Regions from separate parts of the Homo sapiens genome. Here all the other regions are linked to region 1. Evidence: chromatin loops called from intact Hi-C (ENCODE). Cell type or tissue: chondrocyte. All regions are shown on one strand.

What was found. Hi-C counts contacts between places; a loop is a spot of excess contacts. Peaks named below come from ENCODE experiments on the same cell type or tissue, not always from the same donor. Only the 100,000 strongest peaks of a DNase experiment are listed, where the experiment ranks them.
Region 2: a loop joins it to region 1, with 5 times the contacts of the local background. A loop is called at or near these places in 7 of 110 quality-filtered maps.
Region 3: a loop joins it to region 1, with 2.2 times the contacts of the local background. A loop is called at or near these places in 2 of 110 quality-filtered maps.
Region 4: it touches region 1 in a loop (2.2-fold over the local background); 5 of 110 quality-filtered maps call a loop at or near these places.

What each region holds. Positions count from the first base shown.
Region 1 is chr16:3,948,390-3,953,389 of GRCh38, forward strand. It overlaps TRIDDENT (TRIM28 interacting DNA damage repair enhancing non-coding transcript), which reads right to left and starts at 2,055. Exons shown (of 2, transcript NR_120311.1): 1 at 1,883-2,055; 2 at 1-440. It also overlaps a transcript of ADCY9 not described here. In chondrocyte, no CTCF peak of the experiment used is centred here; DNase peaks (open chromatin) are centred at 2,182 and 4,562.
Region 2 is chr16:3,868,557-3,873,556 of GRCh38, forward strand. All of the region lies in intron 1 of CREBBP (CREB binding lysine acetyltransferase), which reads right to left. Among named protein-coding and RNA genes, the nearest start is that of CREBBP, 9.7 kb to the right of the region's middle. RefSeq lists silencers at 2,652-2,946, 3,852-4,146 and an enhancer at 3,483-4,018. In chondrocyte, no CTCF peak of the experiment used is centred here; no DNase peak of the experiment used is centred here.
Region 3 is chr16:4,049,549-4,054,548 of GRCh38, forward strand. The region is part of intron 2 of ADCY9 (adenylate cyclase 9); the gene reads right to left. It overlaps LOC124900373 (a long non-coding RNA gene), which reads right to left. Exons shown (of 2, transcript XR_007064957.1): 1 at 4,487-5,000; 2 at 724-4,273. Among named protein-coding and RNA genes, the nearest start is that of ADCY9, 64 kb to the right of the region's middle. In chondrocyte, no CTCF peak of the experiment used is centred here; no DNase peak of the experiment used is centred here.
Region 4 is chr16:4,009,295-4,014,294 of GRCh38, forward strand. All of the region lies in intron 2 of ADCY9 (adenylate cyclase 9), which reads right to left. Among named protein-coding and RNA genes, the nearest start is that of TRIDDENT, 61 kb to the left of the region's middle. RefSeq lists enhancers at 1,804-2,449, 2,450-3,094. In chondrocyte, no CTCF peak of the experiment used is centred here; a DNase peak (open chromatin) is centred at 2,226.

The DNA.
Region 1 (5,000 bases):
TTTTACTTAACTTGGAGGTCCTGCTGGTACCGAGCTTTCTCATTCCTTCTGGTGGCTGCCTGGTATTCTAGTCTATGGATGGATAAATATTTATTGATGGATATTTAGGTTGTTGCTACACCTCAGCTTTTGCAAACAAATGCTGCAAAGAAGAACCTGGTGCATGAGACATTTTGCATGTTCGGGCAGATCTGTAGAAGTAATTCCCAGAAGGGCGCATGTTTTTTACATTTTGACAGTTCTTGCTAAATGGCCCTTTATAGAGGTTACACCAGTTTTAATTCCCATCAGAATTTATTTCCAAACCTATCATGAGATACGCCAGCACTGACAAGAATCCTCACTGCGGCATTGTTCATCGCGCCCCAAACTGGAAACAGCTCAATCGATCCTCAGCGGAACGGAGAAATCATGGCCTCTTCACGCGATGAAATATTATGCTGCAATGAAAAGAAACAAAATTCTGCTGCACACGGCAGGGAGGAATCTCCTAGGCGGATTGATGAGTGAAAGAAGCCAGACACAGAACGGTCCTTACTGCATGATTTCTGTGATATGACTCAACCCCGAAGTCAAAAGGAAGACGCAATCTAGGATGACAGTGATGGAAACAGAGGTGACCCTTGGGCGGCAAAGGGAGTCTGCTGAGCGTCTAGAAACGTCGTATATCTTGTTCGGAGTGATAGCTGTATGGGTGCATCAGTGTGTGAAAACTCACCGAGCTACGTGCACTTTACTGATGGAAGTTGCACCCCAACAAAAACTTAAAGGGTTTAAAAATATTGCCCACACTGACGCGCAAACAACACGACCGCCCCAGCAGGCAGACTCCTCCGATGCAAAAGCTTAGGTGACAGGCTGTCTTTCTTTTGTCCAGTCCTGAGCCAGATGTGGGTTCTGGGCCAAGGAGGTGAAGCACGAGGCTCCCTCTGCTGCCTCCAGAGCTGTCCAGGGTTCCCCTCTGCGCCCCCAAAAGCGCAGGGTCACACCAGTCGGGGAGGAAGGACCAGAGCGACTCTGCGCCCTCACCCCACCGCCTCCTTCTCTGTTTGCTCTCTGACCGGTGCCGTTTCATTGTTCCCTTCCTGGACGCCATCCCCTCGTCCAGACAATTCCCTGCACCAGCTGCCAAGCAGCTGCCTGGCTATTTATAGCCTCTGTCATCAGCCCCTTCCTCCCGCCCTTGGCCCTACTCCTGGGACCACTCTCCCTACCCCCACCCACTTTCCAAGGGTCCGGCTGTGTCCAGCCAACCAGGAGAAGAGTGGGGACAGTAGAGGCTGAGTTCGTTGACAAATATCATACAACACAATTTTTAAAATGTTTCTGGAACATTCCAGGACCCGTTGTTGTGGGGAGGGGCCTGCCCTTGCTGAGCTGGTCCCTTGGTCTCCTGAGGTGATCTCAACTGTGTCCATGGCTTTTGGACAAGGTGAGACGAACTTAATTCTTTTTTTTTTTTTTTTTTTTTTTGAGACAGAGTCTCGCTCTGTCGCCCAGGCTGGAGTACAGTGGCGTGATCTCAGCTCACTGCAACCTCTGCCTCCTGGGTTCAAGCGATTCCTGTGCCTCAGCCTCCTGACTAGCTGGGATTACAGGTGTGTGCCACCACACCCTGCCTGTTTTTGTATTTTTCAGTAGAGGCAGGATTTCACCATGTTGGCCAGGCTGGTCTTGAACTCCTGACCTCAAGTCCACGCCCCTTGGCCTCCCAAAGTGCTGGGATTACAGATGTGTGCCACCGCGCCCGGCCTGTAATCCTACTGGCCGTCAAATCCACTTTAAAAGCAGTAAAGGCATTTGACTCCTTCCTGTTTCTCGTTCCTTCTCACCCCCACTCAGGCCATCTCCCCTCGCCCCACCACTTCCTCCCTGCACCTACCTTTCTTCCTTCCTTTCTCGGTGAAGTGAAGGGTCACCTCTCATTGTGGAAGAAGGACTAGTAAAGCCAGCTTTAAATGAACATTACTGGGTTGGCCTATGCCAGGCAGGCGCGAGGTCTCTATTCCCCATGTGACAATCAAGCTGGGTGCGTTCACGCCCAGGATGCTGGGGTTGTCCCACCTCTAGGTTTGGAGTGGGACGACGAGGAGAAGCAATTTGTTCAGGAGCAGAGAAAGTTCGCTTGGCTGTGACTCATCGCCTCTCCATTGAGAGTCTCCGGCGGGTCCGTGATCATCGGACACGATCATGATCCGTCCTCAGGCCCCGCCTGTGCAGAGTGCGCGGAGGCCAAGGAGTTATTGGCAGAAAAGCAAGAGCGGAATGAGCTTGCGTACTTGAAGTCTGTGGCCGTCTGCCAACATCTCCTTCAAATATGAACATTCTTATTTTCGCTCTGGAAGTTTTTGTCAGGTTTATTGCAAATGCAAGGGTGGTGAGCAGACAGAAAGAAAATGGTATTTACTGAGCTGGAAGGACTGTTTTCTCAACCGTTTCTCAAGAGCACGCAAGGAGACGTGCACTTTCCTGGGTGACATCAGGTTCTCCGTGGGGATTTTAATCCAAATCAGATATGGCCTTGTTTTACGAGGGATCCTCTTGGGTCTCAGGGTGTGAGGATTCATAATAAGTACACGTCCATCCAGTACATGGCGAAGACCATTGTAAGCCACCCCTGGAAACACATACAAGACAGATGGGCACGCAGTTCACAGGATAGCGCAGAATTCTAATGAATTTCATTGGCATCAAATGTTATGTTCCTGTAAACTGAGAGCCATGAAATTAGAATGAGTGCCTCACAATAGTTCAAAAGTGACTCACTTCATTGAAAAAACGTCTCGGAAACATAAATTGGTAAATCAAAACTAAAACTAGTACCCTTTAAAAAAAACTGAGAATGATGTCCCTAAGTTTTTTTTTTTTTTTTTTTGAGACGGAGTTGCGCTCTTGTTGCCCAGGCTGGAGTGCAATGGCGTGATCTCGGCTCACTGCAACCTCCGCCTCTTGGGTTCAAGTGATTGTCCTGCCTCAGCCTCCCGAGTCACTGGGATTACAGGCACCCACCACCACTCCCAGCTAATTTTTGTTATTTTTAGTAAAGAGGGGGTTTCACCATGTTGGCCAGGCTGGTCTCAAACTCCTGGCCTCAAGCAGTCCTCCTGCCTTGGCTTCCCAAAGTGCTGGGATTACAGGCATGAGCCACCGTGCCCGGCTGGGATGACTATTTTAATCTCAAGAGAGCCATCTGGGTTCCTTCCAGGGCACAATTCTATTTAAGGATATACTTTCTTATTTTTACACAAGTTTGATAACTGGATAAAAAAAAGACGAACTTTTTTTTTTTTTTTTTTGCATGGACCAAAAAATGTAGCCATAAGAGCATTTGTTAATACGCACGTCTAACATCCTCCTTCCCACCTCCCTGTGCAGCACAAAGTGGTAAAGACAGCAAGAATTTTCTTTCTAAACAGTTGGGCTGAAATTAAACAACAACAACAACAAAAACCCAAATGCCCATTCTCCTCCCAGCGGAAGTACAACCTCTCTTTGTATCATGTTACTCATCCGCTGCACACACCTGTTCATCCAACAACAGCTAACAAAAGTCAGACTCCGAGTTAAGCGATGTACACATCACAGTTTGTGCTGGAAATCTGATCCAAGCACATGGACAGAACTTTCTATGGTTCTCGGCTCCTAAGCTTGGCAGCTTGTTTTCAGCGTATTCTTAAAAACCTAGGAAACTGGCAATCATACTTCTAAGTTAAAAGATTGGGAAATCAGGCCAGTGAATAAATACTTACTTTGGATCTGCACTATTGATGAAAAATAAAAAATCACTGGAAAAAAATGAGCCCCTTTCTTCTATTTTTGCTCAAAGCAGTCCAAAGAAAACAAGTTTTGGTTCACTGCTGTCTGTGAGCTCAGTGTTGAACAAATTCCAGCAAAATCACAGAGAAAGTTGGAACCAGATTTGCAGCGCTCTATCTCATACATGTTTCTTCTTCTTCTTTTTTTTTAAGAGACAGGGTCTCGCTCTGGTGCCCAGGCTGGAGTGCAATGGCACAATCACAGTTCACTGCAGCTTTGAACTCCTGGATTCAAGCGATCCTCCTGCCTCAGGCTTCTGAATAGCTGGGACCACAGGCACGCACCACCACCCCCAGGTGCCTTTTATATCATTTGTAGAGATGGGGTCTCACTATGTTGCCCAGGGTGGAGTGCAGTGGCATGATCATAGCTCACTGCAGCCTCCAACCCCTGTTGCCAAGGCTGGTTCCAAACTCCTGGGCTCAAGTGATCCTCCCACTGTGGTCTCCTAAAGCACTGGGATTATAGACGTGAACCACCACAGCTACCCCGTGGTTCTTAAAAAGGGGTCTCCTTAAAAAGGAAGCTTCACCTTCCTTTTTGGTGTGAGGGAGACAGACCGTCAGGGAGAGGGCACTTTGTTCTTCTAATTGCCTTTCTGCAGAGGTTCCTGCTCAAGGAACGGGACGCCTAAACCTCAAATCCCCAGTGGCATTCAAGGCTGCTCGCAGGCACAGGGCGTGTTCTGGCCAATCCTGTTCGAGCAAGGGGAGCTGACATTGGCCCAGCACAGGCAGGCTGCACAGAGCTGCAGCCCATTCTTCCTGGAAGCGCCTGCATCAGAGCCAAGGACAGGCCACCTAGTAGCAGTGTCCCTGGAGCCTGGTGCTTGGCTCAGTACATTAAAATGCAACAACCAGGCCGGGTACAGCAGTTCATGCCTGTAATCCCAGCATTTTGGGAGGCTGAGGTGGGCGGATCACTTGAGGTCAGGAGTTCGAGACCAGCCTGGCCAACATGGCGAAATCCCATCTCTACTAAAAATACAAAAATTAGCTGGGCGTGGTGGCCTGTGCCTATAGTCCCAGCTACTTGGGAGGCTGAGGCAGGAGAATCACTTGAACCTGGGAGGCAGAGGTTGCAGTGAGCCGAGATCGCGCCACTACACTCCAGCCTGGGCGACAGAGCGGGGCTCCATCTCAAAAAATATATACGTATTTCACAGATACAGTCCTTCCTCGTTT
Region 2 (5,000 bases), 80 kb before region 1:
AACCTGGACTCCTAGGTCTGACATTCAAGGCCCTTGGTGATGTTATCTCGCCTTCAGATGCCCAAGCTGATGCTCTACTCACCCTCAATGAGCTCTGGTGTCCTTCCTCCAACAAGCCTCCCTGACCACCCAGCCTGAGGCATCCACTTCCTTCCAGTCAGACATCGAGCTGAGTGTGAAATGCTATAGGCCACGGTGGGCACCACGGGACTGCTCACCCACCACACCACACAACTCAGAGTTCCATGAGGACAGAAGCAGCTTCTGCCACTACTGTCATCACCACAGCCCAGCAGGGTGCCCCACACGTAAAATGTGCTTAAATATTTGCTGAATAAAAGAATGAAGTGGTAGGAGTCAAGACTGGATCCCGGGCCGACCAACCCCCGCAGGGCAGAACCACACCTTTAGTCTCCACCATCTCAGAAGCAAAACCATGAGGCCTCCTAAATTCTGGTAGCCCAGTGAACATAACCCAAAAACTGTCACAAGAGCCAGACCTCCACCCTGCTATGAGTGCTGTTCCCTCTGCCTGGAACAGTACTATCTGCCATCTCCTATTCACCCTCAGGTGTCAGTGCTAACGTCACAGCCCCCGGGGACTTCCAATACCCTTCAAAACAGGCTCAGTCCCCATCTGGTGCCTCAGTCAATGCACAGTATGTCCCCTCCAAGGTCACACCTGACTGCAGTTACCTGTCCAGTATCCATCACCACCCATGAGGGCAGAGATGGGGCCTGTCACATCCCCACTGGATCGCCAGGGCCTACATCACAGCATAACAAATATTTTCTAAATTAGTGAATAATCCTGAACAGTGTGACCTAAGCCGTGAATATTTTTGAAGGAGTCTTTCATCATTTTTAATTTGGAGTCTTGCATCTTTAAAAGATGATCGTTTTAAAGGAACTTTGTCATAAATATCTAGGTGATACGTATCTTAAAGAAAACTCTAGACAAAGAGGATAAGTAAATGTACTTACAGTTGTGCTGTCCAATACCGTAGTGACTAACTACATGTGGCTATCTTCATTTACTCAAACCAGGTAACATTTAAAATTTAGTTCCTAAGTCACACTAATCACAATTCAAGTACTCAACAGCCACACGTGGCTCGTGGTTCCAGTACTGTGTCATATAGACACAGCGTAGAGCCGCCCTCCCAATAACGACCACTGGACAGCGCTGGCTTGGAGGGCATCCCGAGAACACAGGCATCCCCAAACAAGGAAACATCTCAATTCACCCTCTTCCTCCTGGGAAAGAATCCGTTCTCCCCTAAAGTTTCAGTGACTGAGAAAGCCATCAGTGAAAGCAAAACACTTGATTCTCTTGCCATCATTCAAATGATTCCCTCAGAGACTTCTCAACAGAAGTTCAACTACGGGCAGGTGTGCTCTTCAAACAAAAACCGATTCCCACAGTAGTAGAGGAACAACCACAATGACACAGAAAACCTATCAATATGTTATGTCTTTTTGTTATTTTCAATAAAGGTGACGTTCTGAATATGTAAATCAGATTTAAGTAAAGATATCCACAAATCGGGGAAAAATTTTGTCCACCACGGGGTAACTTTTACTTATAAAAAAAAAAAATCACACCAAATCTAGGAGAACAGAAAAACAGTAATCTCCATTAAAAGAATTTCCTACTATAGAATCTGCAGGAGGAGAAAAGTCACACAGTACAGCACAGAGCTGAATCTGTTCCTTTCAAGATCTGTGTAGCTGAGCCCGAGAGGCAATTGAGTTTCACTGGTATTCCTTTCAACCAACCTGACTAAACTGGACAGTGATCCCAAGGCCATTTTCTTCCCAACTCTGTTTTCAATAAAATACTATATTTATAATTTCTCTGCATTTACTTTTCCCTTTTCTCTAAGTCCTAATCTAAATCAAGCCCTTGTTCTGAAGCAATAACTAGAAACAGAGTTCCATTTAATTAAGAGTTCAATTTTCCAATAAAAAACAGTTGAACTGCAAACACAGACGGAGTAAAATGAGTCAAACGATTACCCATTTTGTAAGATTCTCGAATCTTAGTTCGTTTTCTTACAAACTGGTTCCCAAACTGCACTAGAGCTGGCACTGAAAGCCAAACAGGCAGGGGCAGAAGCTTCCCATGTATTCAGTGAGAAGCCTCCTGATTCCGGGTCAGGCTACATCATCTTAGTCCTCACTGGCCCAAGAAGTAGGTGATGGCTAATATTTTCCCATACAATTAAACAATAAAAACAGCTGCCTCAACCTGCTATATGCCAGGCACCCTAGTAGCCCCATGTACCAAGATAATCAAAGTAAGCAGAAGTAGAGCCAGGCACAGTGGCTCCATCTCACACCTGTAATTCCAGCTACTCAGGAGGCCGAGGCAGGATTGCTGAAGGATGGGAGTTCAAGACCAGCTTGGGCAAGCAAGACCCCATTGGAAAGAAGAAAAGTAATGTAAAGAAGGGGAGGGGAAGGGGAAGGGGAAGGAAGGAAAAGAAAGAAAGAGAAAAAAAGAAGGAAGGAAGGAAGGAAAAGAGAAAGAAAGAAAGAAAAAAGAAAGAAAGAAGAGAGAAGAGAAAGAAAAGAAACAAATGGAATACTGCAGGGTAAAAAGCCCCTTTTAGAGATCTCTCTCTCTCTCTCTCTCTCACTCACACACACACACACACACACACACACACACACACCCCACCCTGCAAAACTCAAATGTGATGTCACCAGCCCAAGTCACAGCGCTGCCGAGCTGGGAGCTGGGACTCACAGTCTACTCTGAGCAGGAGCCAGGGCTCCCTCCTCAGCACCACACTGACCGCCTCCCCGTATAAAAAGCTGACATTTCCTTCAACTGTGACTCACAGTTAGAAGGTTCTACTTTTAATCAGGTGACAAATACTCAAAATATTTTAATCCAAAGCAACTGGGTCAAACTCGTAGAGTCTATAATTGTCTAAGCAAACCCTAATTACCTGATAAATTTCTATAGCTCCTGAATGTCCTCATTCAGTTTGTAATCAAATACCCAAATCTCCTTATTTAAATGTTGTACAAGCCTTCTCTACATGTTATCATACAGAACAGTGACTTATTTTTCTATTTCACTGGTTATTTTAACCATAAAGTTAAAACATGTTTAGGTGGTGCAGTTTTAATAAGAAAAATCCAAACTAGGGGGAGGAGAAGCAGCTTGTGAATTATAAAAAGATTTGCTTTACAACAGAATTGTACAACTCCACTACACAACTACTTTTTCTCCTTACCACAGATTATGCAAATTCGAAAGGTTGAATTAGGTGCAACTGGAAAATATACCTACTGTATACAATATAGTACAGGCATATTAGAAAGGCAAATTAAGACATTTTCAAACAATAGCAGACAGTACAACTAGAAATGGGAAAGTAAAGTCAGATTTAATCATGTAGAATTATTTTCCCCATTAGATTTTACTATTCTTAGCAATGGTTCAACTAAACAGTCTTTTGATTAATGGAAATGAAACACCGGGGAAAATGTCACACGGGATAATATCCAAATCTTTCTTAAGGGTAAGTTTTAAAAGGAATTCAACTTTTAGAGACAGAGCTCAAAAATAGCCTTGCTTCCTAAATTTAGAACCAGAAAACACCCTAAAGGCAGTATTTTAAATACAGCCACAGTCACCGCCTATATTGTCTAGGAACTTAATAAAAAAAACTTTAAAAAGAGAGGGGCCACTTTTGTTTACTTCCATGCCTTTCACACAGCCTTGCCCAATTTGATTTGTGTGCCCTTGCTCAAATCTCTTCAAGTCACAGCTCAAATGGCAAAGACCTGACCACTCCAGGACGCCCCGGGGACTCTGCTCGTGGCCTATTGTAGCACCCCTGTCAGCAGAGCACGGCCCCAGGGAAAGGAGAACAGGCAAAAGCCCCCACAGGCACTGCTCCCAAGGCTTACACTTCTGCATCAAAGACTCATGCAATAGGAGAATTTTGCCGAAAGCCAAGTTTGAGCCTGACTGAGAAGAGCAGCATCCTTTTCCAGTTAAAGCAAGGAGTGTATCCGGAGGGATGCACTGCAAGGAAAAGACCTCAGAGAGGACTAAAGGGAACGCTGAGCGCATGTGCTAAAAAGCAGACGGCACGGCCAGGAGCTTCAGAGCCTAGGAGAGACGGGACAACCAGAAGAGGACTCAGATGTGAGCAAGCCATGGGCCTACAACGATACCCCAGGAAACAAACTGTCATGGTCAGGGTGCTTTTCCCAACAACCAGGAATGCATGGAAAACAGGCAGGCTTCCCCAACTCCTGGCTCTGTGCTGGCTCAGCAGAAGAGCTGTCACAGGAGCCCAAGGCTCCTCAACCATCCCAGGGCCTGCCTCCCACTGGGGCATGCGGCCCTGGACTTCTGCACACGGGGACACTCAGGAAACAGGGGAGGGAGTAAATGAAGCCTTATTCAGATCACCCTTTCTGGTTCCAGAGTTTTTGCACTTGACTGCATTTCTGTACCCTTTCCTTAAGTTTTGCCTCGAGGTTTCATCTTCTCAAGATGGTTCTAAGTACTCACAGGCATCTATCAGAATCCTGTGTACACTGCTAATGCTTAACAGGTACCTCAAGATAAATTATACACAGTAAACAAACAGAATCACATACTTGTCTGCTGCTTAAACAGTCCATGAAATATGCTTCAAAATTATCAATAATTTTCAGTGTACATCCTGATTTGATTTAAAAGAAAAAATAATTCAGAACACACACCATTTAAGTTTTCGTAATTTTAAGCTTTCATGGCCATCACGTTCCTATTTTTAAAAATACAATAAAAAATGGAGACAGAGTCAATGGTATAGATGACAGAATTCCCGGCTATGTATCTGCTGAGGTGCTACACTATCACACGCGTGCCTGCACACTGGTTTCTGTGGATACGAGCACACATGGCTTCTGTCCTTTCCAGAACTGCTGAGAAACAGGTCTTGCTCCAATCAGACTAGCACTCCCAGTAAGTCCTAGGACTTACAAGG
Region 3 (5,000 bases), 100 kb after region 1:
TTCTGAGCCGAAACCACGTGAAAAGATTTTTCTTCTGACTACAAGGCAGAACAATAAAAGTGACCCTCTGAGTCAAAAACACCACATGAAACTCACCTCCCGCCTCCAACCCATCCCTTCCGCATCCTTCATGTCCACCGTCCCTTTACCAACAACCAGCTGATTCTTCCAGACTTCAAAATCTTTCAGATTAACCCAGAAATATCGATAAGGGAGGCCTTTTTCTTAGCTTATGTTGTATATGTTTTTCTGTTTAGGCTACTGCTATAAAGAACTATCCACCAGCCTGGGCAACAAGGTAAGACCGACCCTGTTTCTACAAAAAATACAAAAGTAGACGGGCATGATGGTGTACACCTGTAGTCCCTGCTACTCAGGAAGCTAGGGTGGGAGGACTGCTTGAACCCAGGAGTTAGTGGCTGCAGTGAGCCGAGATCACACCACTATACTCCAGCCTGGGTGACAGAGTGAGACTGTGTCTCAAAAAAAAAAAAAGAACTATCCCGAGAGTCCACTGTTGGGGGCCGAAGTGGGGGTGGGGACCCTTGGCTGCCATGTTCCTGGGCCAGGAACATGGACTGGATGGCCTGCATGTCAGAAGACTGGTGACATACAAGGGTCAATAAATAAAAACAGTTAATATGATAAGAGCTGTTACTGTTATTGTTAGAAAAGAGGGGCACAGCCAAGGAAAGGGGAGAAAGCTGAAACAAACCATTTGACTTGGATGGTATCATGATTTTTATATGAGATGAATGGATACATAGATACGAGCGGGACAGATGGATACAAAGAACTACAAACGCATGTGTGCCCGTGTGTGTATGTACAAACATATGTGTACGTGTAGGGAAGTACATGCATATGTTTAATTTCCTAGCTATGCCAGGCGCGGTGGCTCATGCCTGTAATCCCAGCACTCTGGGAAGCCAAGATGGATGGGTCACCTGAGGTCAGGAGTTTGAGACCCAGCCTGACCAACATGGTGAAACCCCGTCTCTACTAAAAATACAAAATTAGCCGGACGTGGTGGCGCATGCCTGTAATCCCAGCTACTAGGGAGGCTGAGGCAGGAGAACTGCTTGAACCGGGAGGCAGAGGTTGCGGTGAGCCAAGTTCCTGCCACTGCATGCCAGTCTTGGCAACAAGAGTGAAACTCCGTCTCAAAAAAAAAAAAAAAAAAAAAAAATTCCTAACTACGCTGCTTGAGAAGTCCTTGTAGCCGTAATAGCCCAGTAGCGTGAACACACCTAATACTTAGATCCTGGTTTCTAAAAACCACTTTCTACTAAAAGGAACCAGGGCTTATTGGAGAAATGGCTGATTCCAGGGCTGGAGCAAGGAAAGTTCCGGGTGAGCCTAGAACCAAGAACTAAACATGTGGCCGGGAGCAGTGGCTCACACCTGTCATCCCAGCACTTTGGGAGGACGAGGCAGGCAGATCACCTGAGGTTACAAGTTGGAGATCAGCCTGGCCAACATGGTGAAACCCCATCTCTACTAAATATACAAAAATTAGCTGGGTGTGGTGGCGCACGCCTGTAATCCCAGCTACATGGGAGGCTGAGGCAGGAGAATTGCATGGACCCAGGAGGCAGAGGTTTCAGTGAGCCATGATCACGCCATTGCACTCCAGCCGGGGCAACAGAGTGAGATTCCATCTCAAAAAAAACAAAAACAAAAACGAAAAAACCTGGCCAGGCATGGTGGCTCTCACCTGTAATCCCAACACTTTGGGAGGCTGAGGCAGGCAGATCACGAGGTCAGGGGATTGAGACCATCCTGGTTAACACAGTGAAACCCCGTCTCTACTAAAAATACAAAAATTAGCCGGGCGTGGTGGCGGGCGCCTGTAGTCCCAGCTACTCGGGAGACTGAGGCGGGAGAATGGCGTGAACCCGGGAGGCGGAGCTTGCAATGAGCAGAGATCACGCCACTGAACTCCCACCTGGGCAACAGAGCAAGACTCCATCTAAAAAAAAAAAAAAAAGAAGAAGAAGTAAAGATGTGCTCAAAGAATGACATGAACACATCAAAAGAACACAGGGGCCAGCTTGGAGGCGCTGCTTTTGGCCAAATCTGGGACAATCTGGGTATCGAAGCAAATGATAATGGTAATGAATTATAACCCAATGGGTAAAATAGGAGTCTATGAGTGTATTGATAGGAAGGAGAGAAAGACAGCAGGCAAGCTCCAGCTTGCAGTGGAATGCCAACTAATCAATGCAAAAGAAACAATGCAACTAGAAACATCACCATTTGGCAATGCTCATACTAATTCCCTCAGGCAAGAATCATCCCAGGATGCTAAAACAAATGGGCAAAAAGCTTAATGAGAAACAGGATATTTTCCGAGTCCCCAAAAAATCTCCCCACCAGAAACAGTACTTTTTAACTGATAATTACAAAATACCAACAAATTAATTTTACAGTGGAGAAACCTGGTAGACACCACCTCAACCAAATGATAAGTTAACTTCTCCAGAAATGGGACTGATCAGACCTGTGTGCGTTCCTGTCGTGACAACCCTGCAGGGACTCTCCTGCCAGGAACCTACCACCTGATTCTCATCATGAAGGAATATGAGACCAGCCCAAACCGAGGGACATTCTACAAAGTAACTGGCCTGTTCTCTTAAAAAAATGTCAAGGTCGTGAAAGACAGAGACGAAGGAACAGCCCCAGATTGAAGGAGACTCGAGAGCCATTGACACAGACGGCGCCTGTGGTCCTGGGCGGGCTCCGGGGCCTCTGCATTTGGTGGCATGGTGTGACAGTGCCCACGTCCTGATTTGGGCAGGTCGGTGCAGGCTATCCGGGACAGCGTCCTTGTTTTTAGGAAACCCACACAGGAGAATCTAGAGGCACTCTCTGCAGTCTATTCTCAAATTATTCCGGAAAAAAGGGATGTGTGTATGTGGAGAGACAGACAGACAAACATGTCGGAATGTTAATTCAGGGAATCTGGGTGAAGAGTATTTGGGAATTCTTTATACTGTTTGGGAGCATCTCTGTAAATTTAAACTTACTTCAAAATTAGAATATAACGCCACCAAAACCCCCTCTATCACTCACTCCGCATTCCTAGATAACAACTAGTGTGGAATTCTGTTCTTTGAATCACTAGATATCAACTAGCGTGTAACTCTGTTGTTTGAAGCCACCTGGTTTGAGGTACTTTGGTACAGTAGCCCTAGGAAATAAATATGCTACTCAAAGAATATTGAATGTGGCTTTTTCTACAATACTAAAATCTGACCTACCATGTTAACTTAGTAAGGCAAACTGCTGGGGCGGGGTCCCGTTTCAGCCGAACGCATCTGACAATGCCTTAAGTCACACATTGCATAATCACAAGTTGCTTCTTGACATGAGCGGCTCTTCAAGTGCACGGGGAACAACAGATTCTTTGTCAGGGACTCACAAGAGTCACATGCTGTTATTCTTTTCTCCTTAAGAGACAAACTGATTTTTTAATCACTGAGAGCCTATTACATGCGTGGCATAGTTTTAAGATGTTTTGACATGTCACACGTAAACGATAGTAAACATGTCTTGGAAGAGGGGCTAAGATGTGGGACGAACGTGATTATTCAATGGGCATGCGCTTCCGGCCACGCATCACACGCACATACACCAGCGCGGTTATCCATAACTCTACCATTTCAAGTGAGCCGCAAGAGACTGTAAATCGCAGTGAAGTGGGCCGTCAGGCAATGATTACTAAATAAGCATGGGAAACATCTAAGATTAACAGTGAAGAGAGAAGATGCGTTTGGAATGGAATCCTGGAGACAGTTAAGTTACCAGGTGCTTTCACAGTCGTTTTTTCAAATTCAGTCACTGAGACATAAAATAATATTGATCTTTGAGAAGAGCTCTCGACGGAAACAGCAGTTGGCAGTGTCCCCAGAGCACTTGCCCTTCCTCTGGAGCGCTTCACGTGCGAGCCCGCCGTCTATTTATAACAGTTGGGCACTTGTCGCCACAATGGCTGATTGTGTGGCCCAGCTGTCTGTGTCTATCAAGAAGGGCAGGAGTGGACAGCCTGCACTTTGATGTTTCCCTTTTTTGGAGACTGAAAATAACATTTTTAAAAAACTGCCAACCGGCAAGGTCACAAAATATTTTTGGATGGCACGGGGACCCGATTGCAAAGCTGTGGTTCACATCAGATGCGGAGGCCTGGGACGCAGCCAGTGAGCCCCATTGCACAATATCCTGCTCATGCCAACTTCAAAAGTTATTTGCCTCGGAGAGCTCCCAGACGACTCTTTCTCGGTAATAAAACACAGCATTTTAGAAATTTGCAAGGGTCTTCTGGATAGGGCATTACCCAGAGGAGCAAGGATTTCCCTGGCCACTCTGGTTACAGTTGCAACCAGCAGCCCCAGGCCTCTTGCCACCCTTGCCCCGCCCCACCCCACATCCCTCACCCCCACTCCACAAACTCCTGCCCTTCCCTGATGAGCTCTCAAGCACTTACCAGCGACACGCTACATATTTTTCTAATGCATGTGTCAATTTCTTGACTCGCCCATTCTATTATAGATGGCTCACGAAAGCAGGATTAGCGTCTGTTTTGTTCACTGATGCAACCACAGAGCCGAGAATAGTGCCTGGCTCACAATATTTACTGAGTGCATACTTGTGGAATTAATTAATTTAAATAGCAGAGACAATGGGATCAGGAAACACATGGAAATACCGATGACCAGTATTAGATGTCAGGGTTCTGTCGCCCTTCCCTCCGCCCCCGACGAAGATCCCAGCTTTGTTTACATATTTGTGGTGCACAAAAATAGAAATGGACTAAACAAAATTCCCGATTTTCCCAAACTGTGGTGGATTGCAGAAACCAAGACTTCGCAGGGCTCGGTTCTGAAATGATTTTCACTCAAACCATCTTCCTGAAACTCTTCCTATTACTCTCTGCCCATTTCGCAAACCTTCTTGCTGGAGGTATTAGATACGGGAAGCACCTGTAGTAATCAACAAGT
Region 4 (5,000 bases), 61 kb after region 1:
AGGGTCTTGCTCTGTTGCCCAGGCTGGAGCGCAGTGGTGCAACCATGGCTCCCTACAGCCCCCACCTCCTATAGCCTCAGCCTCCTGAGTAGCTGGGACTACAAACGTCCGCCACTATGTCCAACTATTTCTTTCTTTCTTTTTTGAGATGGGGGTCTCACTGTGTTGGCCAGGCTGGTCTCGAACTCCTAGACTCAAGTGATCCGCCCATCTTGGCCTCCCAAAGTGCTGGGATTGCAGGTGTGAGCCACCACACCTGGTCCAATGAAAATCTTTCACTCTTACTTAGCTCCTGAACTTTTGTGCATTTTTTTCTCCAACAAAAACCCACATCCCAATTTATGCACAGGATCAATCACGACTGTAACATGTATACACTGAAATGGAAACGTGAACTGGAATACGACGCAGGAGTGAAGCCATCTTTATACTAATTTCTCGGACCTGTCCCAGGCGACACCAGACTGACTTTGTAACTTCACTTTGCCAGAGTTAAAAAATGCAACCTATGTGGACTCAAGAGAGGACAATGAGCTGCCAGGGCTTATACCCGCCTTCATCAAAGAAGTACACGCAAGGAGGCCTGTCCTGGGGCTGCTCTAAGGGTCTCCTTCCCATGACTCCTGAGTGTGGCCCACAAGTCACCAGGTGGCAGGGTGGTGACAGGAGCCACTGACAGCCAGTGTGACTGTGGATGGCCACTCTGGAGACCGCAGTCCCCACATACTGAGAGAGGAGGGACATTTTTTTGATGGGAGGTAGGAAAAGTTGCGGCTGAAGGATGAGGTTTTCCATTATGTCTGTGGCTGGCCCTGCAAGGTGCTGTTGGCTCAGGGTGCCCCTGCCTGAGGCTACGGCTCCCCATGCACAAGGGCTGCCCTGGGAGCATGAACTGGGCTGCCTCTGAAACCCAGGAAGGGGCCCTCACCCAGGTGACTGCGCACCTGCTCCCTGTGTGGCTCCGGGACTGCAAGAGAAAGTCAAGATGGCCTCTCCTAGAAGTGCGTGGCAACTGAAGCTGAGAGAGGCTGAGCAGGGAGGCCTGAAGAGCTGGAGCACGACGGGACAGCCAGCACATTCACAGCGCTCAGCACGGCAGTCCACGGGGAGCACGGAGTGGCAGCGGCGGCCTCTGCTCACAAGCTGGGCACGTGCCTCAAGCACATCTCCAACGTCTGCTGTTGCTTTTTTGTACTGGGATTACTGAGTCACTCTTAATTCATCAAACATTTATTAAGCACTTCCTGTTTACTACACACTGATGGGTGCAGGGACGATGTGTGACTATTTTGGCCGAGATCGTGACCTGTGTGGAGCCCATTACCTGAAGAGGGGCCAAGAGGACAAGCAGGTATGACTATGGTCAGGCGTGCCAAGTCCCAGGACAAGGAAGGACGGGTGCTCCAGGAAGCACAGGAGGGGGCATCTTGAGAAGCCTCAGGAAGGAAGGGGCTGTGGCTCGAACGTGTCCCCTCCAAAGTTCAGGCGTTGTGGAGTGAGAGTCTTAAGGAAGCAGGGCTTTAAGAGGTGACGAGGCCAGGAGGGCTCCTCCCCTGCGATGGGATCAGGCGCCTGCATAAAGGGGCTTGCTGTAAGGGGCTCTCTCGCTTGCCCTCCAGTTTCCTTCTCCCTTCCAGAAGATGCAGCCCTCCCCAGACACCTGAACCTGCTGGTGCCTTGATCTTGGACTTCCCAGCCTCCTGAAGCATGAGGACAGAAATTTCCGTGCTGTATAGATTACCCAGCCTATGCTGTTCTGTTATTGCTTCACAAGCAGATGGAGACGGACGGATCAGCACCCTCCACACGGAGAACTGAAAGACGGGGCGAGGTCAGCCCGGCAATAGCAAACCAGGCCAGGGGCGGGGGTGGCTGACACCAGGCAGGGGGGTTACTAGAACAGGTCATGAAAGGCCCTCTACAGAGGTGGCCTGCAGCAGGCATAGCTAAAGGATGGCTTGGAGCTCAGTGTGGCTGGAGCAGAGAACGTGTGGAGGGAATGGCCAGGGCTGAGCCACAGCACCTGTGCAGGGCACTGTGTGGGCCATCCTGGGAAGCCTCCATTCTGGGGCCACGGGCAGCAGGGGGGCGGGAGGAGAAAGAAGAGCCACATAGGAGGCATGAGGCGTAGGACAAGCCAGGGAGCCGGTGGAAATGCCAGCCACAGCGGGTGGGAAGTTGGGAGGCACGGGAGTCAGGAAATAACAGTGGAAACGGGAAACCTACTCCCCACAAACTGCTGGCGAGAGGCAAGGCTCCCATTACAAGCAACCAAGCGTGATGGGCGAGGGCCTGGCTGCTGGAGGGGGCCTCGGAGTCGGGTCCAGGTCCGCCCCCTAATCCCGTGATCTAAGTGAGCTGCTTCATCTCTGCCTCTCAGTTTCCTCATCTCTAAGGGGAGGGCAGGAGCAGAGCTAGTGAGCTGCTTCATCGCTGCCTCTCAGTTTCCTCATCTCTAAGGGGAGGACAGGAGCAGGGCTAGTGAGCTGTTTCATCGCTGCCTCTCAGTTTCCTCATCTCTAAGGGGAGGACAGGAGCAGGGCTAGTGAGCTGCTTCATCGCTGCCTCTCAGTTTCCTCATCTCTAAGGCGAGGGCAGGAGGAGGGCTTACCACACAGCTCGCATGTGAGGCTTAAATGATCAACACGCACGCAGCAAGCACTCGACATTAGCTGTGATTATCGACGCAGTGTTTGATCTGCGTATCACTGGAATCTTTTTCATGCACCTTCTACATACAAAAGCATTTGCAAAACTGTTAAATCAATAATTGCTCCTGATTTGTTTCTGACTTGAGTTTTTCTTTAGGAAGCGCTGAATGACCAACCCATAGTGATAACATGATCCTACTAGCTTTACGAAGGTCAAACACACCTCCGTGTCCACAACGAGCAAAATCGGGAAGTAAATTATCTTTTTATTTATGCTTCAATATGGAAAGCTAAATTTAAAGTGAAACCTTTTGTCAGAACCAGAAGGGTTATCACCCTGACAGGTAAGGCAGAGCCCAGCTGCCTAATCACAAACGCCTGAGAAATACATCAGGACAGGTTACTGAGTTCAAGCCCAGCGAAAGTCTTAAGTCAGGAGACTCTGCAGGCGACATGATTTAATGAATAACCACACACATGGACCCTGGGGTCCAAGTTCATTAGAATGGCTCTTTTGCAGCAGAAGGTCCAAAAAAAAAAAAAAGACAGCTAAATGATTTAAGTGTAGTGTAAACAGGAGAATAATTAATATGATTTCTTATATTCTTTCCTGGTTATCCATTGATTTTAAACCTCAACAACAGCGATGTCTTTTATCAGCTTAATTTTACAAAGGCTACAGAGAGGGGTGGGCATTTCCTAATGGGCTCCTGTCTGACGGGGGAATTTGTCTATGGCTGTGTGCGTGGAGGTTAACGCAGTTAACGTTCTTAAGTATTCTTAAGTATAGTGTCACTTCTTTGAAAACTAAAACTGCACTTTGCACATAGTGGTGATCAGGTTTGGTGACCCAAGTATAGGAAGAGTGACTGACAAAGCCCATTTTGGAAAAGAGTGATGGGCGAGGCCCATTTCTGGCCTCATTTGTCCCAGTCTCTTTCTGTGGGATTCTTGCCTTGGACTGAGATACCCTCAGCCACCAAGAATCAAGGACCTGACTGCCAACTCAACAGAAAGAGAACAACAGCGAGGCACGGGGATCACAGCTGTGACCCCGGCACTCTCGGAGGCCGCGGCAGGAGGATCACTTGAGCCCAGGAGTTTGAGACCAGCCTGGACAACATAGCGAGATCCCATCTCTATAAAAAATTTAAAAATCAGCTGGGTGTGGTGGCACCTGTGGTCCCAGCTACCCAGGAGGCTAAGATGGGAGGATCACTTGAGCCCGGGAGGTTGAGGCTGCAGTGAGCTGTGAGTGCGCCGTTGCACTCCAGCCTGGGCAAGAGAGTGAGACCCTGTCTCAAAAAAAAAAAGAAAAAGAAAAACAAGCCAGGCGTGGCGGCACACGCCTGTAAATCCCAGCTACTTGGGAGGCTGAGGCAGGAGAATCGCTTAAACTTGAGAGGCGGAGGTTGCAGTGAGCTGAGATCGTGCCATTGCACTTCAGCCTGGGCAACAAGAGTGAAACTCCGTCTCAAAAAAGAAAAAAAAATTAAAAGAAAAAGAAGAAAAGAAAAACAAGAAAGAGAAGAATAATCAGGAAGGAAAGAATGTTTTAAGACATGACTTTGGGAGCCAGCCACATAGCATAACAAATGCCTAGAAGCTTACGTCACTTATGACTTAAAACAATAAACAGAAAAGAGGCAATCAGCTTGGGCTGGTTCAGAAACATTCCAAAAACGTCTTTCACTTTGCATTGCATTCTTCCTCACGACTAGGTCGGAAACGACCAAGCGGCATGAGAGTTATTTAAACTAAACTGTAATCAGCCAATAAGAAAAATAAAGATAAAAATACTCTTAATCTACCAAATAGCCAAAGCCTATGGAGTCATAGATATATTTTATAATTATCTATTCTTTCTGCGTAAGAAGAACAAAAGTTTTGGTACAAAAGAGAGAATATCTTTCATATGTTAACATTAAAATGCTCTCCGGAGGGTTGTAAGTCCTTCCTACTCATATGCACCATAAATAATCATAAGAACTGATTTGTTCTTGTTGTCCCAATATTTGATGATAAATCTCAAGTTCCTACTACAAATGGCTGCTGGTGAAACTTAACCTCTTCTTAACAAATGAAGTCCCAGGTCAGGCGCGGTAGCTCACTCCTGTAATCCCAGCACTTAGGGAGGCCGAGACGGGAGCATCAGTTGTGCTCAGGAGTTTGAGACCAGCCTGGCCAACATGGCGAAATCCCGTCTCTACTAAAAATACAAAAATTAACTGGGCGTGGTGGCACATGCCTGTAATCCCAGCTACTCAGGAGGTTGAGGCAGGAGAATTGCTTGAACCCAGGAGGCGGAGGTTGCAGTCAGCCGAGATCGCACCATTGCACTCCAGCCTG